2 separate regions of the Mus musculus genome follow, and region 1 is linked to region 2. Evidence: chromatin loops called from intact Hi-C (ENCODE). Cell type or tissue: heart. All regions are shown on one strand. Links, peaks and the distances in the headings refer to the core of each region. The heading gives the core; the rest is flanking DNA. Region 1 holds the start of Bloc1s3 (biogenesis of lysosomal organelles complex-1, subunit 3). Region 2 holds the start of Mark4 (MAP/microtubule affinity regulating kinase 4).

What was found. Hi-C counts contacts between places; a loop is a spot of excess contacts. Peaks named below come from ENCODE experiments on the same cell type or tissue, not always from the same donor. Only the 100,000 strongest peaks of a DNase experiment are listed, where the experiment ranks them.
Region 1: it touches region 2 in a loop (2.5-fold over the local background); 11 of 42 quality-filtered maps call a loop at or near these places.

The regions. Positions count from the first base shown.
Region 1 is chr7:19,499,453-19,515,143 of GRCm38, forward strand. Bloc1s3 (biogenesis of lysosomal organelles complex-1, subunit 3) reads right to left here and starts at 8,918. Exons shown (of 2, transcript NM_177692.4): 1 at 8,853-8,918; 2 at 6,352-8,158. The coding sequence starts at 8,149. The coding sequence ends at 7,562. Trappc6a (trafficking protein particle complex 6A) reads left to right here and starts at 9,218. Exons shown (of 6, transcript NM_025960.4): 1 at 9,218-9,380; 2 at 14,749-14,816; 3 at 14,970-15,087; 4 at 15,555-15,638. The coding sequence starts at 9,297. In heart, for the core only: CTCF peaks have their summits at 7,077 (motif pointing right) and 9,319; DNase peaks (open chromatin) are centred at 4,417, 8,029, 8,909 and 9,209; H3K4me3 peaks cover 3,562 bases; H3K27ac peaks cover 3,256 bases.
Region 2 is chr7:19,450,154-19,465,844 of GRCm38, forward strand. Mark4 (MAP/microtubule affinity regulating kinase 4) reads right to left here and starts at 8,690. Exons shown (of 17, transcript NM_172279.2): 1 at 8,291-8,690; 2 at 1,403-1,603. The coding sequence starts at 8,341. Exoc3l2 (exocyst complex component 3-like 2) reads left to right here and starts at 13,134. Exons shown (of 12, transcript NM_001370800.1): 1 at 13,134-13,200. It also overlaps the pseudogene Gm23099. In heart, for the core only: CTCF peaks have their summits at 8,162, 8,759 and 11,511 (motif pointing right); DNase peaks (open chromatin) are centred at 7,978, 8,608, 9,518 and 11,548; H3K4me3 peaks cover 3,135 bases; H3K27ac peaks cover 2,256 bases.

The DNA of each region.
Region 1 (15,691 bases), core at 4,395-12,394, 49 kb after region 2:
CTACTCTCTCCTTCTCTCTGCCTCTACTACTCTTAATTCCCCTCCCCATGCCTTGAATGAACTCTGTTCTATGCTATACCATTGTGTGGCTGGTCCCTCAGGGAGAAGGGATGCCTCAGCATGGGCCCGCAGAGGCGCCCCCTTCCCTCATACCTCACCACACCTCCATAGAACATATCCCCTCCTTTTCTCTCTTTATCTTTATTTATTTACTTTTTAAAAAATTTTTTTATTTTTTGGTTTTTCGAGACAGGGTTTCTCTGTATAGCCCTGGCTGTCCTGGAACTCACTTTGTAGACCAGGCTGGTCTCGAACTCAGAAATCCGCCTGCCTCTGCCTCCCGAGTGCTGGGATTAAAGGCGTGCGCCACCACACCCGGCTCTCTTTACCTTTTTATAAACACATCTCTTGCACTAAATAAACAAATAAACACTTTTCCCTCCAAAATTGGAAGTGGACTTCCTGGGACTTTTTTTTGTTTTGTTTTGTTTGTTTTTTGCTGTTGTTGGTTTGTTTTGTTTGTTTGTTTGTTTGTTTCTGTTGTTATATATGTGAATACACTGCCATTATCTAAAGACACACCACGGGGGCTGGCGAGATGGCTCAGTGGGTAAGAGCACTGACTGCTTCTTTCGAAGGTACAGAGTTCAAATCCCAGAAACCACATAGTGGCTCACAACCACTCGTAATGAGATCTGACTCCCTCTTCTGGCAAGTCTGAAGACAGCTATAGTGTACTTATGTATAATAATAAATCTTTAAAAAAAAAAAAAAAGACACACCAGAAGAGGGCATCAGATCCCATTACTGATGGTTGTGAGCCATCACGTGGTTGCTGGGACTTGAACTCAGGACCTCTGGAAGAGCAGTCAGTGCTCTTAACTGCTGAGTCATCTTTCCAGCCCCAGCCTTCCTGTTTTGATCTAGAGTATTCCCCAATTTCCTATATGAGGGGGTGGGGGTGGGTATGTCACTGTTTAAACGCACAGAACCCTAACGACACTCCCTGAGCCCTACAGCACACAGTTGGAAGGAGGGCTAGCCCACCTCTCAGCTCTGGGAGGTATGCTTGAATTGAGGACTTTGATGACCCATACCCAGCTGAGGCTGGCCTCGAACCTTTCAAGTGTGGGGATCATAAGCATGAACTTCAGTGCCTGGCTTTGGCTCTGTTTTGTGTTTCACTTACTTATTCATTCCCTATAGGCTGCGGTCAGAGATGATTTCCTGTGGCCAGGTCTCTTCATCACGTGGGTCCCAGGCATCAAACCCTCAGCATCAGGTCTGGCTGTGCCTTTACCCATCAATGCTGCCCCCACCAAGCCTGTCTCACCCCCTTCCCCCGCTGTAGGAGCCCCCCCATTGAGCTGTCTCAGCCCCCCTTCTCACCCCACAAAAGGTCTCCCAGCCCCATCTACCCTTCTCAACTCCCCCTCCCCCACTCAAGTCATCTCAAACCCTCCTCCAACCCCTCCACCACACCCTCCACCAAACCATCTCAACACCCCTTCCCCCTCAGCCCTCAGCAGTATCATACCTCCCACCCCACCAAGCTGTCTCTTCCCCCCCAAGCAAGCCCTCTCCCCCACTGAGCCATCTCACCCCGTGCCCCCCACTTCCTATTTTCTTTCTCATTTAGTTTTATATAATTTTTTTTAAAACTTCCTTTTTGACCTCTGGGCTGTTTACTTCCCAAATACTTGCGGTGTTTTGAAATATCCTCTTGGTTTTGATTTCCGCTCTGGTAAGAGAAAATACTTCATGATATTGCAATCTTATAGAGCGTATGTAGAGCCATGGCTTGCTTTTTTTTTTTCTGTCTCTCGGTCTTCCAAATTTGGCCTTTAAATATTTGTGTTACATTTTCTTTTTGTTTGTTTGTTTGCATGTGTGCATGCGTGCATGCACATGTAGAGCAAAGGTCAGAGAGCAAGAGTCGGTTCTCAGCTTCCGCCATGTGGGACCCGAGGACTCAACTCAGGCCCGAGTGCTGGCAGGCACCTTTACTTAGAGAACCATCTCGATAACCCAATTAAAGCAGGAGACAAAATAGGATATTCAGACATACCGAAGGTTCAGGAACATATCCGCAGCTACAGCCCGTGGAATGCCACAGGAAGGCCTAGGGCAGGAGGAAAAAGCTACCAGATGGGAATGGGGGAGCCCAAGACACGGCAACCCAGTGAAGAAACACAAACCATATTCAGTCTTCCAATTACTTAATCTCTTTTATACAAGATTGATTATTTACTGAGAAACTCACGCCTGTTACCCAGCACTCAGGTGCTGAGGCAGGGTCAAGAGGGAGATGTCCTTGAGGGAGGCCCCGAGTCAGAGAACAGAGACTGTGGCCTCCATGTCCTGAGGTTCCCCTGCTCTGTGTGAGTCACTGCTATGTCCCTGTGGGTCATCTCTGATCAGTCACAGATGGAGCACCTAGAAGGTCAGAACCAAGGCCCTAGGGGGTGAGTCATAGCGTGAGGACCTGAGTTTGACTCCTCCCAGGAACCCACATAAAGTCAGGCCCAGGGCATCCGCATCCCTGAGGAGTGAGGAATACTGTGGTGGTGAGACCTGAGAATCCCCAGAGACTTTTGGCTCAGCTAACCTGATGTCCGCAGCAGCAAACTAGAGACCCTGTCGAAAACAAGGTAGAAATCAAGAACCAACACCCAAGGTTGTCTTCTGCTCTCTATCCACGCACTGTGGCACAAGAAGAGTACATACACAATCACTCACACACACACACACACACACACACACACACACACACCACACACACACTATACACACTCACACACATAAACACACATATATGCACAAACACACACATACACACAAACACATACATATAGCAACACACAAGCACACACATACACACAGACACAGAGACAATAGCACATACAGAAACAGGATACATACATAGACACAAACACACACACACTAATCTTTTAAAAAAATAGACAGAGCCGGGCGTGGTGGTGCACGCCTTTAATCCCAGCACTCGGGAGGCAGAGGCAGGCAGATTTCTGAGTTCGAGGCCAGCCTGGTCTACAAAGTGAGTGCCAGGACAGCCAGGGCTATACAGAGAAACCCTGTCTCGAAAAACAAAACAAAAACAAAAACAAAAACAAAAAACAGACAGTTGTGTAGTTGTCTCCAGCTGCTGCTCTCAGTGCACTCAGTAAAATGATTTTAAAAGACAATGTATCCTCCTAGGGCTGGAGAGACGACTCAGCAATTAAGAGCACTGGCTGCTCTTCCAAAGGACACTGGTTTGAGTCCCACCATGACCATAGACGTTCACAACCTCTGTAACACCAGTCTCAGGGGATCTGATATCCTTTTCTGGTCTCCTCAGGCATCAGGCATGCATGTGGAACACACACACACTCACAAAACACCACACAGAGAACATTTTAAAAACTAAAATAAGGCTGGGTATGGTTGTGCCACCTCGAAACCTACCACTCAGGAGGAAAAGGCAGGTAGATCTCTAAGTTCCACGCTAGCCTGGTCTACATATTGAGTTCCAGGATAGCCAGGGCTACTCAGAGAAACCCTGTCTCAAAAACAAACAAACAAACAAACATAGGCCGGGCATGGTGTTGCATGCCTTTAATCCCAGCACTCGGGAGGCAGAGGCAGGTGGATTTCTGAGTTCGAGGCCAGCCTGGTCTACAGAGTGAGTTCCAGGACAGCCAGGGCTATACAGACAAATCCTGCATCAGAAAAAAAAAAAATATATATATATATATATATATATATATGCATGTAGATGGAGTATATACACATCGTTATGTTATGTATGCATGTGATATGTGATATATATATATATATGTGTGTGTGTGTGTGTGTGTGTGTGTGTGTATGATGTAATAAAAATAAAACAAACCAAGACTTGTGGTGGCACAGCACAGGTCTATAATTCCAGAAAACAGGCGTAAATGACAAGGATCTAAAGGTTCTCCCCAGGGAGTTCCTGGCCAGCCTGGGATACATGAGACCCTGCCCTCGCCCCCTCCAAAATATATTCCAATAAAAATTTAGATCATCCACAAGCTCCAGGTGGCAGTACTGTCTCCCACCCTGGGTAAGTAATTTTTGAAAAAATGGAACCAGAGACTCTGAAGGGTCAGAACTAGGCTCAAGGTAAACGGATTTTCCCACAGGCAACAACAGTGTGTCTTCTCTGGATTTCCAACAGAGGGCAGCAGAGAGCCAGGGAGCAGCTGGGAACTTTAATATCACCTGGTCCTGGCTTAATCACACCCTGGAATCTACAGACATGCCTAGGGTGCTTGCTGTGTTCACTGTGCAAGCGAGGCATGCTGGGTCACTGAAGCCACCCAAGGAAGATCAACTCAGAGACACTGTGCCCACGCAGGAGATTGGCATGGGGCTGCCACCTGCACAGATGGGGCTACCTCGGGGCCTCTGATAGAAGATCTCCAAGTACCAGAGGAAGTTGGCAAGCATTTTGAGCAGAAGGGATAGAAGTGGGAGGGTTTGGGCTCTCAACCCCACCCCTGTCCCCACCTAGTACTACCCCTAACCTGTAGCCCCAGCTACATTCCTGCACTGATAAGGGGTTCTGCCTGTGGCCTGGATCCACGCAGGTCCTCACCCTGTCCAGCCTCAACCTCTGTATGTGCGTGTGTGCATGTGGATGTCAGGGCTGGCTGCTGAGTGTCCTCTTCTGTTACCCTGCACTGCCTTGCTGTTTTGAGATGGGGGTCCCACTGAATTGGACACTTGCCTTTTCTGCTAGGCTGGTTGGCCAGCAAGCTCTCAGGATCTTCCTGTCTCTGTCACCCCCAATTTGGGTTCCAGGCATGCGCAGCTGTGCCTGCCTTTGTTCTTGGGGATTGGACCCCAGCTTCACCTGTGTCCAAAGCAAGAGCTCTTAGCCACTGAACCATTTTCTCAGGACCCTCACCTTTGTTCTTGACCAACCGAGTACCCTGGGTTTTGTCTATCTCCCAGAGGGATGGGTCACGCCCATAATCAATCCAGCACTAGGAATGCAGGAGGACTGTTGAGGCATTTATTGTCATGACGGAAAGTGGATGCAGGGAGGAATGTCTGGGAAGGAAAGCTTACTGGCTACATCCTCCAGGCCTTTAGGAACCTTGTTAAAAATGGAGATCTGTCTTGTGCCTACTTGACCACAGGTCACAGCCTTTACGAGTGGAGGGGCTTGGGCGTTCCCCTTACATGACTGATGGTCACAAATCTATGGGGGTGGGGCTGCTGCTAGTGACAGGCCTGGTGCCCTGGAGCAGGTAAACCTCCTTAGGTCCCTTCAGGCTCTCCTCGGCTTCTAGCCTTAGCTCAGCCGGGGACCATGGTACCTTTCAAGGTCCCATGCTTTATGGAGCAAGAGTGTGGGGTTAAGAGCAGGAGCAGCCCTACTGGAAGGTATGCATGCAGTAGGGATGGCTTGTGTGTGGCTGTGTACATGGAGCCCCCTCTCTGTCCTTTCTTGGTCTGTGTACATCTACCCAGTCCCTGACACAGGTGGAGTTAGGGCAGAGTTGTAAACAAGTGCTTGTGAAGAGTGGCTGGACCCTCAGGTGAGGTGGCACAGCCTCCTTATACCCCCTTCTTCTAGGGAACTCAAAGGTCAACAAGTCCTTTCTGTGGTGGCCTTGTGCCAGCGGCACAGCAGAGCTTCGGGAGAGGACAGCCTTGCACATCACCTGTCACATACAGGCCCTTACATGCACATACACAGCTCCTGACATCTGCAGACAGATCTGCACATCCAGGCACACCTGAGCCCACAATACAGTCACACCTGCATGCATGCAGACACACCTGTTTATACACAGGAAGCTCTACACACATGCAAGCACACGTGCTTACACACACACATGGACACACCTGAACATATAGGCACACCTGTATACAGCACACATACTGGGTAAACATACCTGCAAGCACACACATATGTGCACACAATTTTTTTCCTTTTTTAAAACTGAGACAGGATTTCTCTGGGTAGCCCTGGCTGTTCTGGAACTTGCTCTACAGACCAAGCTGGCCTCAAGCTCAGATCTGCCTGCCTCTGCCCAGCCAGTGCTGGGACTGAGGTGTGTGCCACCACTGCCTGACATGCACCAGTTACATGTTTTGTTTTTGAGGAGGGGAGGGGTTTGGTTGGATTTTTTTGAGGTTTTGTTTTGTTTTTTGAGCTGAGGACCAAACCCAGGGCCTTGCACTTGCTAGGCAAGAGCTGTAACCCTGAGCTAAATCCCCAATCTCCACGCCTAATTACCAATAAAAACCCTGACTCTAGTTGATGTAAAAACAAAATAGCATATCAGCTGATAGTTAGAATCAAGAGGGTAAATTTTTTAATAATTTATTTATTATATATAAGTACATTGTAGCTGTCTTCAGACACACCAGAAGAGGGCATCAGATCTCAATACAGATGGTTGTGAGCCACCATGTGGTTTCTGGGGTTTGAACTCAGGACCTCTACTTTCCAGCCCCACCCCACCCCCCACCCTGGGTAAATTTTTAAAGGGGACACAGGCATCTAAGAATGTTCTAGTTTGACCGGGCAGTGGTGGCACACGCCTTTAATCCCAGCACTTGGGAGGCAGAAGCAGGTGAATTTCTGAGTTTGAGGCCAGCCTGGTCTACAAAGTGAGTTCCAGGACAGCCAGGACTACACAGAGAAACCCTGTCTCAAAAAACAAAACAAAAACAAAACAAACAAACAAAGAATGTGCTTGTTTGTTTCTTTTGAAGCAGGGTGGTCCTAGGAATTGAACCCAGGGCCGCCCACACTAAGCGTACACGACACCACTGAGCTACAGTCTCACCCCACCACCCGAGCTCCCTTCCACATAAGGTCACTGAATCCTCATTAAGACAGAGACAAAAGGAGTGGCCAAAAAGACACCCAAAGAGCCAAACCCAAAGAGGCAAAAAGAACCTGTTATCCTCGAGGCCCATAGAGGTCAGAATCCAAGTCCTTTTAGCATCCAGAAAGAGACACAGTGAGTGGTAGATTTGTATTTGTGGTGTCATGTCTCTATAGCGATCAAAACACCAGGAGGCGCTGCCCCTGACACAAAGGCCTAAGAATTAGGGTTACTACCCAGGCCCTAGGTTGGTCTGCATTTGGCCACAGCGGTCGGTAAGAGGGATATGTGTAAGAGGAAGGTATCCTCGGGTCAGGAGTGATCATCATTTAGGGATGTAAACTAGAGAGACACCACTACCCCCCAAAGCCTAAATTCAGAAAGGCTCAACAAAAGAAAGCAAACCTCTGGCTTTGCCCAAGAGTAAAGCTGAATTTAGGAAACAGGACCAGAATGGATAGGGGCTAAGCTACTTGATAGCCACAGAACCTGGGTTGGGGAGCCCGGAATTGTGCTAAGAATATCAAAGAAGATGCGAGGATTCGGCTTCTGTCGGCATTGATCAAATGCTACCACGCATTGGAGGCCTCGGTGATCCAGGAACAAAAACAGAGTCAGATGCCACAGGTGGTACGAATGTTCACCAAGAGGCAGAGTCAGGTGGGGGGACACAGAGTGACAGCCTAGGCTCTAGGTCCCGGGTCCTGCTCGGGCTCCATACCAGGGACCCCTCGTATGTCCGGCAGCAAGCGACAGCCAGCCACGATATCCAGGCGCTCGGCGAGCGCGCAGAGGTCCCCGCGCGCCAGGCGCACGCTGTGGGCGGCTGCCAGCCCGGTGGCCTGAGCAGCCGCCAGCCTCCCCGCCAGGGCGGCCACATCGCGACCCGCACGGCGGTACACGCCGCTCACCGCAGCCGCTACGTCGTGGTCCAGGCGCGTCTGGCTCTCAGCCAACCGGAGCTGCAGCAGCGAGCGCGCAGGCGCCATGGCAGGGGTCTCCTCCGTGCCCCAAGTCTCCGCCGGATCGCGCTGCACCACGAGCGGGGGCAGGTCGACCGGCACAACCGTGGGCTCGGGCTCAGGCTCCGAGTCGGTCTCCGCCGCCTCCCCGGCCACACGCAGCCCCGTGGGACGGCCGCGCGTAGGGCCCGAGGGACCCAGGTATAGTTCCTCCTCGGACGAGGATGCAGACAGCTCCGAGTCGGTCTCCGCAGCTTCCCCAGGTACCACTGTCCCCGGCCTTCTCCGCCGACCCTGGGATGACTCCATGGCACGGAGCTGGAGAAGAGGAATTGAGCGGACGTGAGGTCCCGAGTCCCAGCCCCTTCACCGCCATCCCCAGCGAGTCCTGACTTGGGCCTCAGTTTCCTCGTGTACACATGGGTTGGAATTGTGCACCTCTGTATCATTTGTGTGCACACCGGGGACATCAAGGACCGTCCAGGCAAAGCCTTAGAACTAGGTCACACGAGATGGCTCAGCTGGGAAAAGGCACTTGCAATCAAACCTGACGCCAAGAGTTCGAACCCAGGGACCCACATGGTGGAAGAAGCGAACTGAGGCCCGTACAGTTGTCCTCTGAGCTCTACACGCGTGCTAGAGACGCACGCGTATATATACATTAACTAATATAAAATAATAATAATGACTTTAATTCCCAGCACCGGAGGAGAGGCAGGAAGATCTCTGTGAGTTCGAGATCAGCCTGATCCTCAATAGTGCCAGGCCATCCAACATTACATACATAGTGAGAACTTGTCTCAAAATAATACTGACAATAATAAAGTAAGTTTTAAAAGCTTTGTAACCAAGAGTTCCCAGAGTCCCACCAGCACAGGCCACACCCTCCACTGTCCTCCTGGCCAGCGAGCACTTGGCCGCAATAGGCACCAGGGCAAACAGAAAGGACAGCCGCCCGAGGGGACCCTTAACAAGAGCCACCGACACCAGAGTCCCGGAAGGAAGGCCATACCGGGTCTCCGAGGCTCCGAGCCCAAGGGGTCCGCTGCCTGGCGGAAGTGAGCCGGTCTCTCGCAGCGTCACGTGAGCCGAGTTATGGCCAATAGGAAAGCGGTTAGACAAGTCGCTTCCGTAGTGTGGGTTTATTTATTTATTTGCTTATGTATTTAGGAAAATTCCGTTTGACGCGTAAATTTATTTTTTTTAATCTTGGACCCTCACAGGAATCAGAGACTCAGCCAATTGGATGTCCGAAGACTCGGGAGCAGGGAGGGAAGCGAAGAAAGGGCGGAAGATGTTAACAGCGCGGCCAAGGAAGGGGCTCGGTGGACCCGCCTCCTGGCTTTCAAGAAGCAGGCGGAGCTAAATAGGATCACCAATCAGATCGGGCCTACCTCCCGAGCTGACCAATGGGAGCCGGAAGCGTTGGCCAGGCGTGAGGGTCGCGAGGCGGCGTATGGCGGACGCGGTGCTATTCGAGTTTCTGCACACCGAGATGGTGGCGGAGCTGTGGGCCCCGGACCCGGACCCAGGCTCGGGGGTGAGCGGCACGCCGTGGCCTCGGGGTGGAGAAGTGGGGTGTGATCGAGCCTTATGGCAGGTCATTGCTGAGGCGGAGCGAGATGACTTGGGTCAAGGCGCTCAGTTCTAGGCCTCGTCCTGGGGCGCCGTTGATAATTAGGGTAATTGGCTGTTATTGGGCTCAGATGAGGGCTCGCCTCACCACCCACTTAGTATGCAACTCAACATCTTTAATCTTCCTATCCTTCCGTTTCCTCCTTAGAAAATGCACCCTCAACCATACCCGGTCTCATCTGTCCCCTCTGCCTGTGTGCTGGATAAAGTGCGTGCTGATCGCGCTACACCCCAGCACACAGTGAGTTTTTTAGTATGGATTTGCCCCTGTAATGAGTAAAGACCCCACCCGGTAATGTGGAAGGTGGCGCTGGGATCACTGAAATATTGTAATCAATAATAGTTACCACCACTTATGTGTTCCTTTGTGCCTTCCTGTGTGTCATACTCCCATCCACCTCCCATTGTCTTCCTTCTCATCCTAGGGAGGTCATGAAGAAGCTGCTTTGTGCAGAGGCACATGCTCTGGGAAGGAGGGAGCCTGCTTCCTCTCTGCTCTGTGTCACCTTGACTCTAATAAAGAGATTAAAATAGCTTTCTGTGAGCCTGCACAGATATGAGCTTGCCCAGGGCTCTCCTCGTAGCTCCTAACTGCTGCCACCGACTGTGTCCGTACTGGGGGCCCTACAGCTGAGGTAATAGAGTTAGTGGGAGTGTGGCCCGATCATCAGGTCTCAGGAGCCTCCCTGATTTTTTGGGAGGGTGGGGGTGGGGGGGTTCGAAACAGGGTTTCTCTGTGTAGCCCTGGCTGTCCTGGAACTCACTCTGTAGACCAGGCTAGCCTCAACTCAGAAATTCACCTGCCTCTGCCTCCCAAGTGCTGGGATTAAAGGCGTGTGCCACCACGCCCGGCTGCCTCCCTGATTTTATAGGCTACATGGCAGTTTGAACTTCCATGACTGTGTGGGAGTTCAAGACCTGCTGCAGAGACTGCTCTGCTCTCTCTTTTCTTCCCTGAGTATCCCTACGCCAACCCGACTCTTGAAGCAGGTTTTCACTGTATGACCCAAGCTGGCTTCTGGTGATCCTCCTGCCTCTGCCTGAAAAGTACTAGGATTATGGGCCCTCCCGTGTCTGGTTTGCACATTGCGCCTCCAGTGTGGTACAGTCAGCCTCTGCATCCCAGAGTGCTGCATCAGTGGTGGCGCACGCCTTTAATCCCAGCACTTGGGAGGCAGAGGCAGGCGGATTTTTGAGTTTGAGGCCAGCCTAGTCTATAGAGTGAATTCCAGGACAGCCAGGGCTATACAGAGAAACCGTGTCTTAAAAAAAAAAAAAAAAAAAAACAACAAAGGATATCTCATCTCACTTATATACTGTTCCACTCTCACACATGCGATCCTGCTGCCTGCACTTCCCAAGGGCTGGAATTGGATGCAGAGATGTCGTTTTAGTTAATTTAGTTAATTAATACGTCTCTAGTGATTATTTACAAACTTTAAAATTTTTTTCTAAACAGTATGGTATAACTATATAGTAATTACATTGTATTAGCATTATAATCATCTAGAAAGGATTTATAGTCTATAAGAAAGCTAGGGTTTGGCTCAGCAGTGCAGCTCCTGCCTAGAATCCCCCAGTGAGGGGCTGGGGTTGTAGTTCAGTGGTAGAGCCCCTGCCTAGAATCCTTCAGTGAGGAGTTGTGGGTGTGGCTCAGCAAAATAGCACCTGCTTAGAATGGCACAGGGATGAGCTAGGTTTTATCCTTAACACAACAAAATAAAGCAAGATCTGTGGGAGAATGTGTGTGGGCTATTATGTAAACACTTCATTTCATAAAAGGACTTTTGCAATTTTACCTGTAGAGGTCAAGTGCTCAGGTCTTTAGAACAACACCTGAGGCAAATGACTTGTCTTGGATTTTCAGGACTGGGGTTTTGGAATCTTCACAGGCCCCGGGGAGAATCAAAAAAATATACTCAGCCCCTCGCCTCCAGAATTCGTCCCTGGGTAGAGGCCTGCCTGACCCAACTGATCGTTGCTTTTTTTTTTTTTTTTTCTTTTCGAGACAGGGCTTCTCTTGTGTAGCCCTGGCTGTCCTGGAACTCACTCTGTAGACCAGGCTGGCCTAGAACTCAGAAATCCGCCTGCCTCTGCCTCCTGAGTGCTAGGATTAAAGGCGTGCGCCAACACTGCCTGGCCCTGATCTTTGCTTTTTATTGTATGTCACATGTCCCAGCACAGATCACATTTCTCCCAGCATGCTCTCTTTATATATTGCCTGGTTTTCCCACCCATGATCACGTGATCATGATCCTACCGGTCAGCCCTAGAAACAGAGTGACTGGCCACTCTGCTCTTAGGGGTCAGTAGGGTCCCTGCTTTGTCTCCTCCAGGAATATAAGAGACTCAAAATATCCAAGAACCTTTGGAGGCTCTGCTGTCCCCATGTCAGTAAGATGTCTGGGGTAGGGGCTTCTTCCTCTGCCCACCGTCCCTGCCTTCCCCCCCCCTGCATTCTATTGTCCTCTCACCCCTGACCCTGCCACTCCAGTCCTTTCAGGTCAGCAGATACTTAATTGATCCTTGCCCAGGGACAGGCAGAGGGAGGCCAGCACTGACCTCAGCTGTGTCTCTGTCACCATCACTGTGAGGAGGTAGTGCCCGTGTGGGAAAGTGAGGCCGCTGTATCCAGGTCACAGTCCAGGATGTCCACCCCAGGGAGTGTTGAGTCTGTGGAAGGAGACTTGAGCTTCTGACGACCCTTCAGGCCCCTCTGCTCTCTTGGCTGGCACCTTCTGTGTCTCTGTCACTGTTGTGTTAAATATTTAATATTAATTGGGGGTTCCAGATAGAAGACACTTTTATATTTATAATAAGCCTTAGTCAGCACAAGAGCTGGGCAGACATCTACCCTCTTGCAGTAGAACTTCTGGGGAACATTGAAACAGCTTGAGCCACGGAGAGTTGGACTTTCCTTGTTTGTCACAGTAGGGAACATGGACACAGGCGATAGAGCTTTGTGATAGAGCTGGTGTGAACTCTGAGGGAAGCAGTGGCCCCCAGGTACCCCAGGCTCGCCCAACGCCAGGCAATTCTAGGTTCTAGATCCTTGGAACACAGCCACCTCCTTAATGGGGTTCTTTCTCCAGCTAATGGTGTCACGTTGGCCAGGGGTTGTCACCTGCTCTGATGGACACAGATGCTGTACAGAGTATCACAATAAGACAAAGTGATTTATGGCTTGACTTCCCCTGAGGATCCCAAGGGACAGGGCTGCCTTCCTTTTGCACACAAAGAAACTAAGACACGGGGCTGGTGAGATGGCTCAGTGGGTAAGAGCACCCGACTGCTCTTCCGAAGGTCCAGAGTTCAAATCCCAGCAACCACATGGTGGCTCACAACCATCTGTAACAAGATCTGACGCCCTCTTCTGGAGTGTCTGAAGACAGCTACAGTGTACTTACATATAATAAATAAATAAATCTTTAAAAAAAAAAGAAAAAAAAAAAAAAAAAAAGAAACTAAGACACAGACATTTAGTCCCACCCCATCTTGCTGATGGACTCGCTACATGTGGGAAGTATCAGGGTGTATCTCAACCCAAGCACTCAGAACACTAGATAACACCAGCACAAAGCGACTGATTCAACAGGGGTTTCCCAGGTGCTGCCCTGTAAGTCATGTGGGGGGTGGGGGTGTGCCCGCGTGCGTGCACTTGCATCCTTGTCTGTCTTCTTCACATGATCTACCATCAAAGCCAGCCCCTTCCTCCTCCACAGCCCCCCTCACCATCTTCCTAGGGGAAGCCTCGTCTCTGCCTGTTTGGGAGAGGCCTGGCTCCTCAGTGATGTGAGGACTTTGATTACATTCATTTATTTTGTAGGGAATGGGCCACAGCATGAATGTGAAGGTCAGGGGCAGCTTGTTGTCAATGAGGCAGGGTTTCTCTGTGTAGCCCTGGCTGTCCTGGAACTCACTCTGTAGACCAGGCTGGTCTCAAACTCAGAACCATCTGCTCTGCGTCCTGGGTGCTGGAATTAAAGGCGTGCGCCACCACACGTGGCCAGAGGACTACTTCTGATGGTCACTTCTCTCCTACCGTGTGAGACCCCAGAATGCAACTTGGGTCTTCAGGCTTGGGAGCTAACATCTTTACCACTGAGCCATTTTGCCGGCTTGCTTTGACTTTTTTTTTTTTTAATTTTATTTTTTTCAAGACAGAGTTTCTGTATTTTGAAGTTCTAGCTGTCCTGGAACTCACTATGTAGACCAAGCTGGCCTTAGTAGTCCATCCATCCCAGAGTGCTGGGAGGTCTCAGTTTGTCGTCCCCGCTGGCTTCCAGTTTGTGATTTATCTGCCTCAGCCCCCTAAGCACAGCACTCAAGGGCCTGCACCACTTTGTGGCTTACACCTTGATTTGAAATGTAGATGCCTTTCACCCAGCCCCCCCCCCCTGAGCTGGCATTTCCTTTGAACTTGGTGTGCCGATGCTGGACTGAATGCAAGGTCTCGGGTGTACTACTAGGTGAATCCCTTACTATTGAACCCCTTTCTGCCATTGTGTGAGACAGAGCCCAGCCTGGCTTCCGCTCACTCTGGTTGACCACATGCCCCGGGTCCTCCCACCTCCGACTCCCTGATGTTGGGATTATAGGGATAGCCTAGAGTCTTGTGATTTTTTTTTTTTTTTTTAAAGATACGTTTTGGCCTTGTTGCCCATGCTGGCCACAAATACTCTCTGTAGTTAGGCACCCATGATCTTCCTTCCGCAGCCTCCCAGAGAGTGGCAATGGCAGGTGACAGGTCTGCCTGCAGTGGCACTAGGCAGCTTCTTTTTTTTTTTTTTTTTTTAATTTTTTCGAAACAGGGCATTTTGTAGACCAGGCTGGCCTCAAACTCAGAAATCAGCCTGCCTCTGCCTCCCAAGTGCTGGGATTAAAGGTGTGTGCCACCACTGCCCGGCACTAGACAGCTTCTTAACCCTTCTGAAGTCCAGCTGGCCTTAGTTGTCGATCCACCCCCCTCACTCCTCCCCACCCCACCCCCACTGTCCAATCCTCTACCCCCTGCCACTGCCTCCAGGCTGAAGGCAAAGGGCATTCCTAGGTGAACTTGGCAGCTGGACCCCAATCTCACAGGGACAGCATGGGGTTGGGACAGGCAAAAGGGACTGGGCTGAGGGACTCAGCCTTCAACCTGGGCAGGAGAGCAGCACTGCCTCCAGGGATCTGATAGAAGGATCTGGAAGCTGAGCTTTCCTGGCCCAGAGAACCGAGCATGGGGAAGAGGCCTGTGTGGCCTCCTGAGCCTCCCTTTCTTGGCCTTCCAGGGAAAGAGGAGGAGCCTGTCCGTCCTGGAGGGCCTGGGCTTCCGCGTGGGCCAGGCTCTGGGTGAGAGGTGAGAGCCAGCCCCACCTGCCTTCCTCTGCTGCTTGGGAGAGTGGGCAGACCTGACGTTGGGGTTCCTGCTGACAAGACCAAGGGTGGGGAAGATTTCACGGGCCCACGCATGTACCGTGTGGGCCAGGCTTTGTTCCGCATCCTCATGCAGGCTGCCCCTGGAGACACCGGCCTTTAGGGAGGAGTTAGATGCCCTCAAGTTCCTGTGCAGAGATCTGTGGGCCGCCATGTTCCAGAAGCACATGGACGGACTCCGCACCAACCACCAGGTGGGTGTGCGAGCCCAGCTCCGGCACCTGGCTTCCAGCTTAGGGGCACTGGAACCTCCACAAGGGCCCACTGGGGACGTAGGAGGCAAGAACCCTAGACTGACATTAGCACCTACCCTTCTCCTTGGAGCCCCTAAGGGAGGACAGGACTGCAGTGGGTGGCAGGGCTGTTTCTTCAACTTCAGCCTGCCCCTCAGGAGTGACCCCTGCACAGTCAGCTAGTGGGCTCGACCAGGCAAGTCCCAGTAGTCCCCACTGAATACCCACACTGTGCTCATTCCCGCCACCACATCAAGAGCCAGAGATTGGGCCTCTCCCAGCACCTTACCAGGCAGGGACGGCTTCCTAATGCCACATGGCCCACATGCCAATGACAGGGTGTTCCACATGCGCCCAAAGGATTGAATGCTGGGTTTGTGGGTATACTGGGGTCCTTCCCTGCCCTCTGGCTCTTTTTTTGTTGCCAGGGGACCTATGTGCTGCAGGACAACAGCTTCCCCCTCCTTGTCACCATGGGCTCGGGGCCACAGTATCTAGAGGAAGCCCCCAAGGTATTGGGTGAGGGACGGGACATGCCCATCTACCCACCCCTGCTAGGCCGCTC
Region 2 (15,691 bases), core at 4,360-12,359:
AGAAAATATGGAATAGGTACCAGCGTGCTGCATACACGGAATCCAGAGTCAGGAAGCAGAGAGAAGAGGATGAGAGTCTGAGGCTACACAGTCAGACTTGTTTCTTAAAACACAAACAGGCTCTGGAGAGATGGCTCAGTGATTAAGAGCACTGGCTGCTCTTCCAGAGGACTTGGGTTCAATTCCCAGCATCCACATGGCAGCTCACACCTGTCTGTAGCTCCTATTTCAGGGCTTCTGACACACTCACACAGACACGGAAGCAAACACCAATGAATGTAAAATAAAAATAAATTATATTTAAAAAATTGGTTTAAAATAACAATCAAGGCATGGTGGCACCTTTAATCCCAGCATTCAGGAGGCAGAGGCAGGCAGATCTCTGGGTGTTCAAAAGCCAGCCTGGTCTGCCTGGCAATTTCCAGGTTTCCCAGCACTATATAGTGAGACCCTGTCTTACAACAACACAGCCACAAAACAAACAAACACCAAGCAAACATAGTATATTATATACATATATGAAACTATCAAATAACAAAATTAACCAGTAAAATAACTGTGGAAAGGAAGGAAGTGGGCAGGCTGGAGCTAAGGTAAACTACCTACTGTAAGCTCTAGGGACTAAGTTCTACCTCTCAGCACTCTTGTTAAGAAAGCTAGACATGGTCACAAGAGCTCAGAATCCAGCACTGGGATGGGAAGCAGGGCAGGGATGGAGATGCTGTGCTTGTTGCCCAGGCAACCTCGCTGAAGCCACAAGCTCCCATCACAAGAAGAGATGAACCCATCACAAGGCAAACCGGTGGAAACCAAAGACATCTGATGTCCTACTCTGGTCTCTCTCTCTCTCTCTCTCTCACCCAGTAAACAAACAAACAAAAAACACAATAAAAATACACAAAACCCAAAGAGGAAGGCAGGCAGGAAGGCAACACCGGTGACCTAGGACTTCCCAACAATTCAAGGACCCTCTAACTGGTTTTCTTTTCCTACTGGGACTATTCTGGAAAGTTGTGAGCACGCAGAGGATGGAGAGATGGCTCAGCACTTAAGCCTTCGAGCACTTTTCTATGGGACCGTGCTTGGTTCCCGGCACCCATGTCAGACAGCTCACAAGTGCCTGTTACAGCTCCAACACCTCTGAGGCCTTCTGGCCTCTGTGGGCACTGCAGGGAGATCTCTGAGACTGAGGCCGGCCTGATCTAGAGAGCAAGCTCTAGGGAAGCGAGGGCTACACAGAGATTATGTATCAAAACCACCTCTAAGTTCTGAGCAAGTTGGGTAATTTTCTGAGGTAAAAAGGCCAGCCAGGTCTACCCTTGACCTCACATCACATCTTGCCTCGTGATCTCCCGCCTCCCCCCCGGCCACAAACCTCAGCCCCTCGGTCACTCCCACTCACCTCCCGGCCCGTGAGGATATGCCGAGCCAGCTTGACTTTGGCGAAGTTGCCCTTCCCGATGGTCCTTAGCAGCCTATAGTTGCCCACATGGGGTTGTTCCTCAGGGCAGGAAGCGATAGAGTTCCGGCAACGGGCACCCAGGGAACGGCTGGACCAGGACGGCCCTTTGTCCGAAGATCGTCCACTGCCCAATGTGCCATGCTGTGTGGAGAGAAACATGTGAGCCACCCCTGTCCCTTCCCACTGCAGTGACACCCTGGGGCCAGGGTGGCTCTCTGGAGCTCTGGCCACTGTGCCCTAGAGTCCTTTTGCAAACTTGGGCCAAGGAATGGGCATCCTTTAGGTCCGCCTCATCCCACAAAGGTCTCCCACAGGGGCTGCCGCTGCCTTGGGTCCCTTCCTAACACCAAATAAACCAGGCGTGGCTCACACTTGTAAATCGAGGCAGGGGGATCAGGAGCATAAGACCGTCCTCCACCACACAGAGTTCCAGCCTGGGCTACAGAGCAAGCTACTCCTTTTCTCTCCTTGAGACAGGCCCTTTTGAAGCCCAGGTTGGCTTTGAACTGACTGTGTAGCTGAGGGCAGCCTTAACACTCCACCTTCTTGGCTCCACTTCTCAATAGCTGGGATGATAACTGTGGACCACACTGGGCTCCACATCGTCCAGTCTCAAGGAGAACCAAGGGCTGGGGAACATTCTTGGTGGTGGGTGGAGCACTTGGCTCCTTGGCACAAGACTCAGGGTTCTGTCCCCAGTTTCTGTCCCTAGCAGTACACACAATGGGGACCTCTGAGATGGACCACCAAGGTCTCAGATGTGCCTGTCTGCCAGCATCTCCAGGCCACATTCTTCTTTAGAATGCTGACCTCAACCTTCAGTGAGTGTCACCCTTCATGCAGGTCCAATACCCCATCCTGGTGAGCACAAATCCCAACACGCTGGCTCATCTGCCGATGCCCTGGGCCAGCCCCAAATCTAATTTTCTTAGGGTGGGCTAATGGGCAGGGTAGGAAAGGGTCTCAAGTAGCGCAGGCTGCCCTCAAACTTAATATGTAGCTAAGGATAACCTTGAACTCCTGATACCCCCACACTGGCCAACCCAATGTTGGGATTTCAGGCCTGTGTCACACCTGGCCTTCCAGCCCCTCAACTTTACTTCCTGTGCACATGTGCCTCCTCATGCCCAGCTGGCCATCTCGACATCTTACAGTGGTCTCCTCAATACCAACGTCCCAGTTTTGCATGGTTTGAAAATGTTACAGTGCAGTTTAGCAATGTTTTTCCTTTTATTGAGTTTTGGCTTTTTGTTTTGTTTGTTTGTTTGTTTGTTTGTTTGCTTGTTTTTTAGACAGGGCCTTATGTAGCCCAGGCTGGCCTTGAATTTAACATGTAACAGAAGATGGCCTTAACCTCCCTGTCATTAGTCTTCCTCTATTTCAGCACGTTGTTAATCTCCTGTGGTGTCCTATTTATTGACAGATTTACTTAGTTTTTTTTTTTTTTTTTTTTTTGGTTTTTCGAGACAGGGTTTCTCTGTATAGCCCTGGCTGTCCTGGAACTCACTCTGTAGACCAGGCTGGCCTCGAACTTAGAAATCCACCTGCCTCTGCCTCCCAAGTGCTGGGATTAAAGGCGTGCGCCACCACGCCCAGCTTCTTAGTTTTAATGTTTAGATTCTGATCTCACTCTGGAGCCCAAGCTGGGCCAGAATATGTAACAATTCTCCTGCCTCAGCCTCGCAAGGCTGGACTCACATGTATGTCAGGATTTATGTCACAGATGAGACAGGATCTCATGTAGCCCAGGCTGGCCCTGGATTCCTCATACTCCTGCCTCAGTCTCCCAAGTGCAAAAATGGCAGGTCTGCGCCACCATGCCCAGCTTGACCCTAATTTGGAACCACCCTCATCGGCTCACGTTTACAGGGGAAGAAAGAAACAGAGCTTGGGAGCTGCCACACCTGGGAGCTTCTGGGAGGTCTTAGATCATACGCCAAGGATTGGGGGGCACTGTTCGCACATCACCATTGCCCCAGATTCACCAGCAAACAGCAGAACTCTTTATCCAGCCCTGTCCTCTCGCCCCGGCCACTCTGTCCACCTCTCCACGAAACACTGTTTCGTCCTGACAGTGACACGCGACCGGCCCTGCCATCTCCCACGCCATCAACTCCTCTGTTCCTGCTGGCCTGTCCCTCCTCAGCCTCCCCAATGAGGTGACCTGCACAGGCCAGCTGCCCTGTCCTGATTGGGACCCTCCAGGGACTGGGCCTTCCTTTCTTGGCTGCAGCTCTGAGAGCCAGAGGCTCTGGTTGATCTCCCTCCGTGTCCTCCTCATGGCTGAGGAAAAACAGGACACATGACAGGGAGGAAGGGAGAAGGCTGGACAGTCAGCGAACCAAGGCCTGGGCTACCTGTGGCAAGGAAGCTGTGCCAGGCCGTCCCACAGCCTGCGCCACCATGCCCAGCTTGGTGACCTGCATTTCACAAGCATGGAAAGCCAAAAAAAGCCTTATTCTACAGGCAGGGGAAACTGAGGCATAGAGCTGAGATCTGAACGCAGCCATTTCAGCAAACAGACATTCCTTGTAAGTATCACACCGGACTGACTTCATGCTTCTACACCTGTTTCTGTCTTCTTGTTTTTGTTTTTTGTTTTTTTTTGGTTTTTCGAGACAGGGTTTCTCTGTGTAGCCATGGCTGTCCTGAAACTCACTCTGTAGACCAGGCTGGCCCCTGCCTCTCCTCCCAAGTGCTGGGATCGGTGGTGTCTTTTTTATGTGCAGTTCTCGCATACTAGAGAAATGCTCCTCCACTAAGCCATGCCCCAGCCCCTCATTGAGGGATTCTAGGCAGGGGCTCCTCCACTGAGCCACACCCCCCAGACCCTCACTGGGGGATTCTAGGCAGGGGCTCTACCACTGAGCCACGCCCCCAGCCCCTCCCTGGGGAATTCTAGGCAGGGGCTCCACCACTGAGCCATGCCCCCAGCTCCTCACTGGGGGATTCTAGGCAGGGGCTCCACCACTGAGCCACGCCCCCAGCCCCTCACTGGGGGATTCTAGGCAGGGGCTCCACCACTGAGCCACGTCCCCAGCCCCTCACTGGGAGATTCTAGGCAGGGGCTGTATCACTGCATTATGCCTCCAATACCCACTTCTTTTTTGTATATGTATGCGTGTGCAGGTATGCTCACCTATAGAGGTCAAATGTTAGTTTTGGGCATTTTCCTCTATTACCCTCCACTGAAACACACCCTCTTCACTGAACCCAGAGATTGCCATGTCAGCTAGACAGGCTGGTCCCAAGCGCCTGTTATCAGCCTATCTCTAATTGCCCCACCCCCCACCCAATGCTGGGGTTACAGGCATGTTCCGCCATGCCCAGCTTTTACGTGGGTGCTGGAATCTGAACCCAGGTCTTCATACTGGCACAGTAAGCACTTTTTACCCAGTGAGCTGTCTCCCAGTCCCACCTCCCAGCCCTCACTTTAATTTGAATTTTGAGATAAGGTCTTGAAAACTTGAAATCCTCCTGCCTCAGTTTCCCAAGTAGCTGAGCTCACTGCCTTCCACTCCACCACCCCTGCTTGCCATGCAGCTTTCACGCAGAGGATGATACCATCGGCCAGGTCTTGTATAAACTGGCCCCTCACCTACACTCAGCTCCCAACAGAGCCCAGTGAGGAAGGTCCTGAACCCCTGCAGACGAGGGAGAAAGAAAGGCTGAGATAGATAGGTGCCAGCCGCATGCACCCAGCTTCCTCACAAGGACATGGCCACCAGGCATGGCATCCCAGCTACTTGGGAAGCAGAGACAACCTTAAATTCAAGGTCTGTCTGAACAATGGAGTGGGTTCAAGGACAGCCTGAGCAACTCAGGGAGATGCTGCCTCAGAGACAAGTAAAAGAACTGATGACTTGTTAATTAGGGGCTGGGGCGTGGCTCAGTGGTAGAGCCCCTGCCTAGAATCCCCAGTGAGGGGCTGGGGGCGTGGCTCAGTGGTAGAGCCCCTGCCTAGAATCCCCAGTGAGGGGCTGGGGGCGTGGCTCAGTGGTAGAGCCCCTGCCTAGAATCCCCCAGTGAGGGGCTGGGGGTGTGGCTCAGTGGTAGAGCCCCTGCCTAGAATCTCCCAGTGAGGGTCTGGGGGCATGGCTCAGTGGTAGAGCCCCTGCCTAGCATGTGGGAAACCTTGGCTTTAACTCTCAGTACTGTGCTGTGGATACTGTGGGCAGATCCCCGGCCTATGGTATGGCCCCTTGCCCAGCCAATAAAAAGAATAAGATTACCCAAGACTGGTACTCTACCCCTCACCTGTCCCCGGCTTATGACACTTGTTCCCCAGCTCCTGTGGGTCCAGCCACAGTGACCATTCTCAAGCCCAGACTTGGAAGGTTTCCCCAAGGCTCAAGCAGGGAAAGCCCTTCAGGCTCCTGAGTGTTGATCCTCCCAGATGCCACCACCGCAGCTCATGGCTCAGGGCCCGGGGAGCAGCAGGCGGGTGGTAGAGATGGGAAGATAAGGTCTCTGATCCCTGCTGAGTTAGGAGCCTGGAGAAGAACCCCTGTTGGGTGTTGCCAGGGGGCTCCCTCAGATGCAGGAAGGCACTCCACTGAAGGCTGCATGGCTGAGGGACCCCTGCAAGGGTGTAGCTGGGGCAGGGGATGACACAACCCCCAGGGGTCAGGGGCAGAAGCTAAAATTGGCCTGCACTACCAGCTGGCCCGGATCCGGATCCCTCCAGACGGACAGACGACTGGTGCCTGAACACCACACCGTGCCTGTTGCTAGGGAACACAAGGAAGCTGGCCCTGGTCTCCGCAGCTCTAGAAGTTGGTGTAGAAGAATGTGACCCTATGTGGGTATCACCCAGTAAGCAGGTAGCAGGGAGGGGTCTGCAAACTCAGACTACAGAAAGAGACTGACGTCACCCCAGACAAGACAAAAGTTATCTTCATAGGCTGGAGTCAGGGGACAGAACTACCCATCTCAGTACCCCCACCACACCCCAACAATCTTAGGAACGCAGGGAAGAGGCTCAGAGAGGCGAGGTCACTGGCCTGAGGTCACACAGTAGTGTGATGTGAATCTGAGTTTATTTGAATAATGAAGGTAGTGATAATCACAACATGTGACCTGAAGAAGTCCCTGTCAGGGAGGTGTCCCCATCAACCCACTTACAAGGAAACTGAGGCTGGAGCAGACTCTGGGAGCTTGCCTGACAACTAATGACAGCTGTAGTTGGGAACACACCGCCTTCTGACTCAGACCCACAGTCATGCCAGCAACCGAAAGCCATGAGCGCCGCCTATGTACCATCCATCCTTCACCCACATGTCTCCGGTAATTCTTTGCGGGACTCAAGTTGTTACCCCCCACCCCTCCAACACACACATACTTTCCAAGGCCGGAATCAGGCTCAGAGAAGGGGAGCCAATAGCCTGAAGACACAATGCAATCTGGCACATGGAGGCAGCATTCGAACCCAAGACTCTGGAACCATGTACCTCTCTGGCCTGGTTGAAACCTCCAACTTGAAACCTAAGCCAACAGGGGAGAGGGGCAGAGGGGGCGTTATCTGATATCTACCATATGCATTAGAAACACAGATAAAGGCCTAAGGCTGTACTCGAGAGACAGAGGTAGGTGGATCTTGATGAGTTCAAGGCTAGCCTGGTCTACCTAGAGGAACTCTTGTCCAAAAACAGAAAGTGTGTGGCCGGGCTCTGCGCTGAAGGTGGTGAGAGGGTGGCGGGTGGAGGAGCCGGCATAAGGGAAAAGGAATCGGTAAGCTGACTTTTAGACACCTGGAAAGCTGTCAGAATTACAGGAAATGCAGGGGAGGGGAGCAGGGTCCTTCGGCTGTGAGGGGAGGAAGACCCTGGCATGGGAACCAGAGGATCTGGGCTCAGTAAACTCCCAGATGTCAGGGCTAAAGGCCCAGGCAGGGCAGAGTAAAGGGAGAGGGGAAGGCTTAGGGCCTGTGGAGGGCAGAAAGCTGAGGAGGGGGGGTTTCTTCCAGAAAGCCCAACATCCAGCAAGGAAAGGGGGCTCGAGTTAGCAGGGGGTGTGAGGAGGGGGTGAGGAGGTGAGACTGGGGAGAGCCTCAGGAGGCGACCAGAGTCAGCCTAGTCTGGGGCCTGGAACCCTAGTCTTGGATGGGAGGAAGCCCGCAGGGTTGGAAGCCAAGGCTTCCCTTAGAAAGACTGGACGGGTCCCACCAAGGGGACCCCAGAGGCGACTAGGATCCAAGGACAGGGCAACCTGGCACAGCAGGGTCAGGCCAGGGAGTGGAGACACCTTGAAGGAAGCGGGCAGGGCCCTGCGCCCAGGTGCCGTTTGGCTTCCTGGGGGAGGCAGCTAGCAGGAGCCCAGGCGGAGCTGGGGACTGGCCAGGGGTAGCAGGGGAAACCAGCACCCCAACTCGGCAAGAAGCAGGGAGGACAACAGGGCCAGACTGGGTCGAGCCTTGAGGGGGGAGGGGGGAGACAGGGCTGCGCTTCGGGGAACAGGGGCCCGTGCCATCCGGGAAGAGTCGAGGCCAAGCTGCGGGCGAGCGGGCGAGCGGGGGACAGCCGGGGCAGCCGAGGAAGGGAGGGGCTGCCGGCGGGCAGGGGAGGGGGCTTCCTGGAGGGAAGAGACCGGGCGGAAGCGTTCTGCAGAGGGACCGGAGAAGAGTCCAAAGACAGGGGCGCCCCTAGGGGTCGGGCTGGGCTGGGGCTGTGGGGAGGAGGGAGCAGAGAGGCCTCAAAGTCATGGGAAGCGTTGGTCTGGGCTGTGGAGCCCGGAAAGGAGTCGAGACTGGCGGGGTCAGTGGTCCGGGAGGGCGAGGGGTTCTATGGCTGGACTCAGGCAGGGCTCCCCAAGGGGCTGGGCCCCACTCACCGTGTCCGAGTTTCGATCGTTGCCCGGGGCCAGCGCCGTCCTCGAAGACATCTTCTCTGGGGTCCCAGAAGGGAAAGGGACAGGGGCGGCCGGGCGGGGGGGGTGGGGATCCCGGGGTCCCCTCTCTTCCCCTCCCCCCCCCCAGCCGACCTGGGGACGCGAGCTCAAAAGCTGGGCGCCGTGGACGCCCGAGTCCTCGCAGAGCGAGAGCAAGAGAGGGCAGGACGGGGGAGGGGAGAAGACACCGAGGGTCCTAGTGGCCCCGTGCAAGGGGAACCCGGGGCGCCATCTGGGCGGCGGGCAGGCGGGAGGGTGCACGGGCGGGGGCCGGGGAGGGGGCGCGGAGCCGGCCCGGGGCGGCGGCGGAGGGAGGCGACCAAGGGGCCGGGGAGGAAGGGACGTCAGGGGGAGGGGCGGGAGGGGCGGGGTCCGTTTAAACTCCGCCCCCTGCCGCCGGCCCTTAAAGGTACAGGCCTGGGCTGGCTCCGGGGTTCTGGAGGCGGAGGCAGGTCTGGGCGTGCGGGTCTCCAGCAAGTTCTCACAGGAGACTCGGAGTCACGGGCAGAGAGTTGCTGAGGAGAGAGCAGAGGGAGATGTTGAGAGATGGGAAAGGGGACACACAGACACGAGGTAGGAAGAAGCAGAGTCACAAAGAGGGACAGAGAAGCCAAGGACAGAGACAAAGGGACGGACAGAAAGGGGACAGAGACAGGGAGACACAGAGGCACTCAGACACACAGAGACTGAGAGACAGAGACACAGATACAAAGACAGAGAGGAGAGAGGAGAGAGAATCATATGCCAAGGCGGAGGGAGGGAACGAAAGAGACAAAGAGAAACTCCAGGACTGGAAGACTGCCGAGGACAGGAATAAAGGAGAAGCAGCAAGAAAGGAGAGAGAGAGAGAGAGAGAGAGAGAGAGAGAGAGAGAGAGAGAGAGAGAGAGAGAGAGAGAGAGAGAGAGAGAGAGACAGAGAGAGACAGAGAGAGAGAACTGTGTACCTGTCATTCGGACCCTCAGGAGGTTGAGATAATGGATTGCTGTGAGTTCAAGACCATACACAACAAGACCCTGTCTCAGAAAACAAAAGCCAAAATTGAAGCCAGTCCCTGGGTTCAAGGACATCCTGAACTTCAGCCCCTGGTGGGGTAAGGGTAGATAACCCGCAGCCCCGGCTGGTCTCACTTTCTCAGTCTGTACAATGAAGGAGAGAGAGCCTCAGTTGCCTCTCTGGCTAGCTGGAAGCCCAGACAGGTGTTGACTTGCAGGGGCAAACAGACTGGAGGGGGAGGGGAGAGGGCTGTGCTGAGAACACACAGTGCCTTGTGTGTGTGTGTGTGTGTAGGGAGTGCATCACCCTGGTCCAGAGCCCATTGTCTTGCTGTCTTAGAAATTCTCCCTGAGCCTCAGTTTCCCTTTGTGAAAATTAGACGTTGCAGGCATAGTGGTCCTGGAAGGACTGAAGTTCTAGATCATCCTTAAGTACATAGTGAGTCCAAGACTAGCCTGGTCTACATGAGACCCTGCCAGACAGAATGAAAGCCAAAAGAGACAGAGGTTAACAGACATGTGCTAGCTAGCTCAAGCAAGCTGATCATAGGACTAGCTATTAAGCACGAACATTTTTAAAAGTTAAATTATGCAAACATGTAATTAAGCAAATTGTATTAAAAATTGGCAGGGGGAGGGGGTGGGTGCTGGAGAAATGGCTCAGCAGTTAGGAACACTGGCTACTCTTCCAGAGGACCTGGGTTCAGTTCCCAGCCCTCCCCACCCCCCACACACACATACATGGTGGCTCACAACCATCTGTAACTGCAGGTCTATGGGACCTGACACCCTCTTCTGGCTTCCCCAGTGACTATGTGCATGTACACACACACACACACACACACACACACACACACACACACGAGGCAGAACACCCAAAAACATAAGTAAACATAAAAGCTATAAAAGTAAAGAAAAGGCCCAAAGTGAGAGTAAGTGTGGCAGAGCTCAGATTATTTATTATACTTGAACAATTTATTAATTTTGGGGAGCAGGGCATGTGTGTGATGGTGAGGGAACAGGTTTTGGAAGTCAACTGTCTCCTCTCTCTGTGGGTCCCCAGGATCAAACTTGGGTCACCAGCCTCAAAGGCAAGAGCCTTCACCCCACCTCCGCAGCCAACCCTATGCATTAATTGATTTGAGACTGGTTATCATGTAACCCAGGCCTCCTGGAAGCTCTCCTATTGAGGTTGGCCTTGATCCTCCTGCCTCCACCTCAGGGAGGGCTGAGACTGCAGGTGTGAGCACCACACCCAGTTGTCTCTGGTTCTGGGAATTGTTTGTTTTTCTTTTGTTTTAACTGGAGAACACAGACTCCTCTACCACAGATTATGCAGTCACTTCCACAGTGGGGAAACTGAGGGCTCAACAATCCAGAGAACCCTGGCCCTGAGAAATCCACCTTTTTGATCACTCTAACTCCCCTGCCAAGTAAGTGTTTTTTGAGACAGGGTGTCATTCTGTAACCCAGACTGACCTTGGACTTCAGGCCAACCTCTTGTCTCAGCTCCCCAAATACTGAACTTGTTTATGTGAGATCCTTGGTGTGGTCTCACCTCCAACTTTCAATCCGCCTGTCTCAGACTCACAAGTGCTAAGGAATTTGAAACCCCCCCTCTCCTCTCCTCTCTCTCTCTCTTTCCTTTTTTTTTTTTTTTTTTTTTTTTTTGGAGACAGAGTTTCTCTGTGTAGCCATGGCTGTCCTGGAACTCAGTCTGTAGACCAGACTGGCCTCGAACTCAGAAATCTGCCTGCCTCTGCCTCCCGAGTGCTGGGATTAAAGGCATGCGCCACCACGCCCGGCGAACCCTCATCTCTTAACTGCAGTGATTTCTTTTTTCTCAGTAATAGTACAGTCAAGGTGTAACTTTAAACCACAGTGCATGTGTAGATAAAATGCTTCAAACCAGGCTGATAACATGTCTGGCATCCCAGCATTTGGGAGGCAGAGGTAAGCAGACCTCTAAGTTTGAGGCCAGCCTGGTCAACAGTTTTATTAGAGTAGCCTTGGCTGTATAGTGAGACCCTGCTTAAAAAAATAAACAAATTAACGTGGGATCTAGAAAATATTAAGGGAAGAGCTCTGAGTGTGTTTCTAGGAGCTTTGTAGGGTAAGAAAGGGTCCCTGAAGTGGAATGGTCCCGCTCTGACAGCTGCAGTACTCACATACACCACCAGGGGGCAGATGGTTGCCTTTCTACTTACTCAGGGTCTTTCTGTTCCCCTTTCCAATGAAACTTCATTTCCAAGGGGTGGAGACTGAGGCTTACAAAGTGTATGGAGCTTGAAAATGTTACATTTCGTAAAAGGAACCAGAAACAAAAGGTCACACCGAGCAATATAGTTCCTACGAAATGTTCAAAAGCGGGAGACTTAGTGGAGAAACCAAGAACCCTGGATTCCTGGCTTCCTGGGACTTTGGAAAGGAGAAGCGGGGGGGTGGGGGGGGGTGGGGGGGTGGGGGTGGGGGGACACTGCTGTAGCCCATGAGTTCGCTTCAAGGAGACCGAGATGTTCTGGAATCGGATGTTAGCACTTTCTGCTGCAACCCTGGGAGTGCATAAAGATCCATTAAACCGAAAGGCATAAAAGTATGAATGTGAAGCTGGAGAACGGAACTGAGCAGTGGTTAGGAGCACTGGCTGCTTCTGCAGTGGACCAGGGTTCAATTCTCAGCAACCACGGGGCAGTGGACAACCACCCAACTCCAGTTCCAGGGGATCTGTCTCCTTCTAGTGGGCTTGGGCACTGCATGCACGCAATACTTGTAGTCACTCACAAACATAAATAAATAAATAATACACTTAAAAAAAAGTCAGATCTGCTGCACCTTCATTGGAGTGGGCGGGTTGGGGAATCTGTAAAGGATTGACTGGGAAGTAGTATCATGGCAGAGCACATGACCATCGTGCACAGGGCCCTGAGTTCAATTCCCCGGCACCCCCAACACATACATGCAAAGAAGAGTCAGGCAAGGTGGCCTAAGCCTTCAATCCCAGCACTTGGGAGGCAGGATCTTTGTGAGTTCTAGGCCAGCCTGGGCTACATAATGAGGCCCCGTCTCAAAAGGAGAAAAAAGGAGAGCATGCACGTGCAGTTGAGTCTATCATCTGATGGAAGGTGCTCTGTGGTTATGATACAATACAGCTAGGTCCCTGGGAGACTGGCCCACAGTGGGGGACAGAGGCAGAGGAGTGATAGAATCTTGCTATGAGTCACTGGCTGTTCTGGAATTCATTCTGTAGACCAGGCTGGCCTCAGAGATGCCACCTACCTCAGCTTCCCCAGTGCTGGGATTAAAGGCATGAGCCACCACCGCCCCACTGGCCGAGAGCTACATTTTAAAAGCCATGACAGGGCTACCCCACTGGGTCCTCAATCCAGCCTCTGGGACCAGTGGAGTTTCCTTTGAATCCTGTCCCCCAGCAGAGGATACAAGAGGAACACATGCTCCCTTGAGACCCTATCCACACCTCCATTACTCCAGAGCTCAGCTGTGGGCCCCTGTCCAGCTCAGGGTGTCTCCCCTGGGCACACAGGATGATGTTGTTACCTTGGGAGGCGTGAAAAGCAGGCAGGAGGGCGGGCGGATTCCGGCAAAGCTGGGAGGGGGGGTAAGGGCGGGGAGAGGGGTCTGTGGCCCTTGTCACAGCAGGGCCCAACCACAGCCTGGCCTAGAAGGGCAGACAGATAATGGGGCCTTCCAGCCCCTGGCCCCAGAGAGGGAGGGGCTTCCTGACAGGAAATTGTCCTCCTCCAACCCCCCCCCCCCTAGATCCAAGCTCTCAGCAGTCCTGGCCCAAGTAGTCTGGGGACTGGACAGCAAGAGGGGACAGAAGGACAGGCACAGACAGAAGGTGAGTGTCGGGGTGAAGAAAGCATGCCCCCAACTTCTTCCAAAGATGGGACACCTCATCAGAACCCAGAACTCTGGAGGCAGGAGGGCTGGGTGAGCAGATGCAGGCTGAAGGCTGGGTTTGGTGAGTGCTGCGGTGAAGCGGCGGCGGCAGGGACTGGGGCTCTGGGATCCAGAGAGGTAGGAAGGACTTGTAGAGATGGGGTCCACTCCTGGCTGAGGGAGATGGGGATGTTAGGTCTAATGCACTCTGACACTCTGACACTGGATGGGGACACCCCCGTGGGGTGGGCAGCCAGTGCCTGGCTGCCTCCAGTGAGGAGGGTTGCAGCTACCAGAAAGCCACACACACACACACACACACACACACACACACACACACACACACACACACACAGGCTCCTCACACCTGCAGGGCCAGCACTAAGGAGCGGAGGCTGAGGCAGGAGGCTGGCCGGTTTGAACAAGCTTGGATTAGGGATTGAGACTCTGTCTCCATTAATTAATTAATTAACTAATTAATTAATTAATTAAATAGAAAGGAAGGGCTATCAAGATGGCTCAGCAGGTAGATGCTTGCTGCCCTGAAGAGCTGGATCCAGTCACTGTGACCCACAAGGCAGAGAGGACCGACGATTGCAAGTTCACATCTGAACCCCACATACCGACCATGGCTTGTGTGCCCACATACAAAATTAATTAATTAATTAAAATAAAGAGAGAGAGAGAGAGTGATCAAGAGAGGCTAGGATAGGATATGAAGGCTGCCCCGGCTGGTGATGCTGATGTCAGAGTCAGGCTCAAGGATGTGTAACCTAAAAGGATCAGTTTTCGAACATGGACCTTAGGACTTTTTTTTTTTTTAATAATTTTTCAGCTAGGCAGTGGTGGTGCACACTTTAATCCCAGCTCTCAAGAGGCAGAGGTGAGTGGATCTGTGAGTTCAGGGCTAGCCTGGTCTACAGAGTGAGTTCCAGAACACTGAAGGTTACAAGAGAAACTCTGTCTAGAAAAACTAAGAAAACAAAATTCCCACAGAGTCTCACGTTGCTCAGTCTGGTGTCAAATTTCTATATACCCAAAGACTATACTGACGCTCTGGTCCTGCCCTCCCTCTCCCCAGTGTGTGGATTGCAGCCCTGCATGGCTGCTGGGGTGGGAAGCCAGGGTTTCTTGCAAGCCAGACAAGTACTCTACCAACTGAGCCTCGTCCCCTGCCTTGGCTTTTGATGTTTTGATCTCACGTGACTCAGGTTGACCTCCGGAGTTGCCAGGATTAAAGGCATAATCTTCGCATTTAGAGATTGTCTGTATACGGGGTCTCACTTGAAACCTGGGCCTCAAAAATCTCAAAAGCATGTGGTCCTCCGGCCCCAGCCTCCGGGGACTGGGATTACAGGAGGCTGCGCCACCACACCCGGCTCCATGCTGGGGGCTTGGGGGTGTCAGGAATTCTGAGGAGGAGGGTTTGGGGAAAGGCTGGCAGCGAGGAAGAGGAGGAGGGGCCTGGAGAGGGAAACGCTGGTGGCCTAGACATCCTGCAGAAGCGGGAGGCTGGGGGCTTGCTCTAGGCTCGGAAGTGAGTCAGGGGCCTGGGCACCGGGAGGCAGTGGAGGGCGTTGGAGAGGGCAGGATGTCGGAGCCAGGTTGCAGAGGGAGGTGTCGGAGCCAGGAAAGGGAAGGGGGGGGAGGTTTGGGGTAAATGCTGCTGCCAGTTTGGGAGTATGCTGGGAATATGTTGGGAACAGTTTGATGGGTACCAGAGCCAGCTCTGGGAGTGGGGATTAGACCGGTTGAGTGAGTGGCAGATAAAGCCTGGGCAGGACTAGATTCAGTTGGATCCAGCAGTTTCGGGGATGGAAGTAGTTTGTGGGGATATTAGAGCAGTTACTGGGAGGGAGGATGGGAGAGAGGGAAGAAGGGAGGGAGCGACCCAATTTCATTACTGTTTGTTTGTGTGCAGCATGGCCTCACATGGCCACATTGCGCAGGTAGAGGTCAGAAAAGCTTCTGTAGTTCATTCAGACCTTCTACTTTACGGGTCCTAGAGATGAATCTCAGGTTGTCAGACTTGGTGGCAGTGCCTCTATCCACTGAGCCATCCGCTGTCCTCTCTCCCCCAGCTTCCCCTCCCTTCCCAGCCATTTTTAGGTGAGGCATGCGAAGTCATCCAGAAAAGGGAAAACTAATAAATCGGTGTGTGTGCGCGCGTGCGCGCATGGGGGGGGGTGTCGGTGCACATTGATTTTACACCACCATGGGGGCTCCAAGCAAAGCATCACTATGGCGACTGCCTCATTGGGGGTAGGGGACCGAGGAGACTGGAGGGAGGTTGACAACAGTATGTCTTAGAAACAGAAAGACTAAGAAGCTGTAGTGGAGCTCAAGAGCCTGGAAGCTGGAAGATGCCCCTCCCGCAGCCAGCCCACGGGTCCGTCCCTTGTCCCTCGTCCCTCACCAGTCTCCCCTTCACACACTTGCTCAGCTCAAAA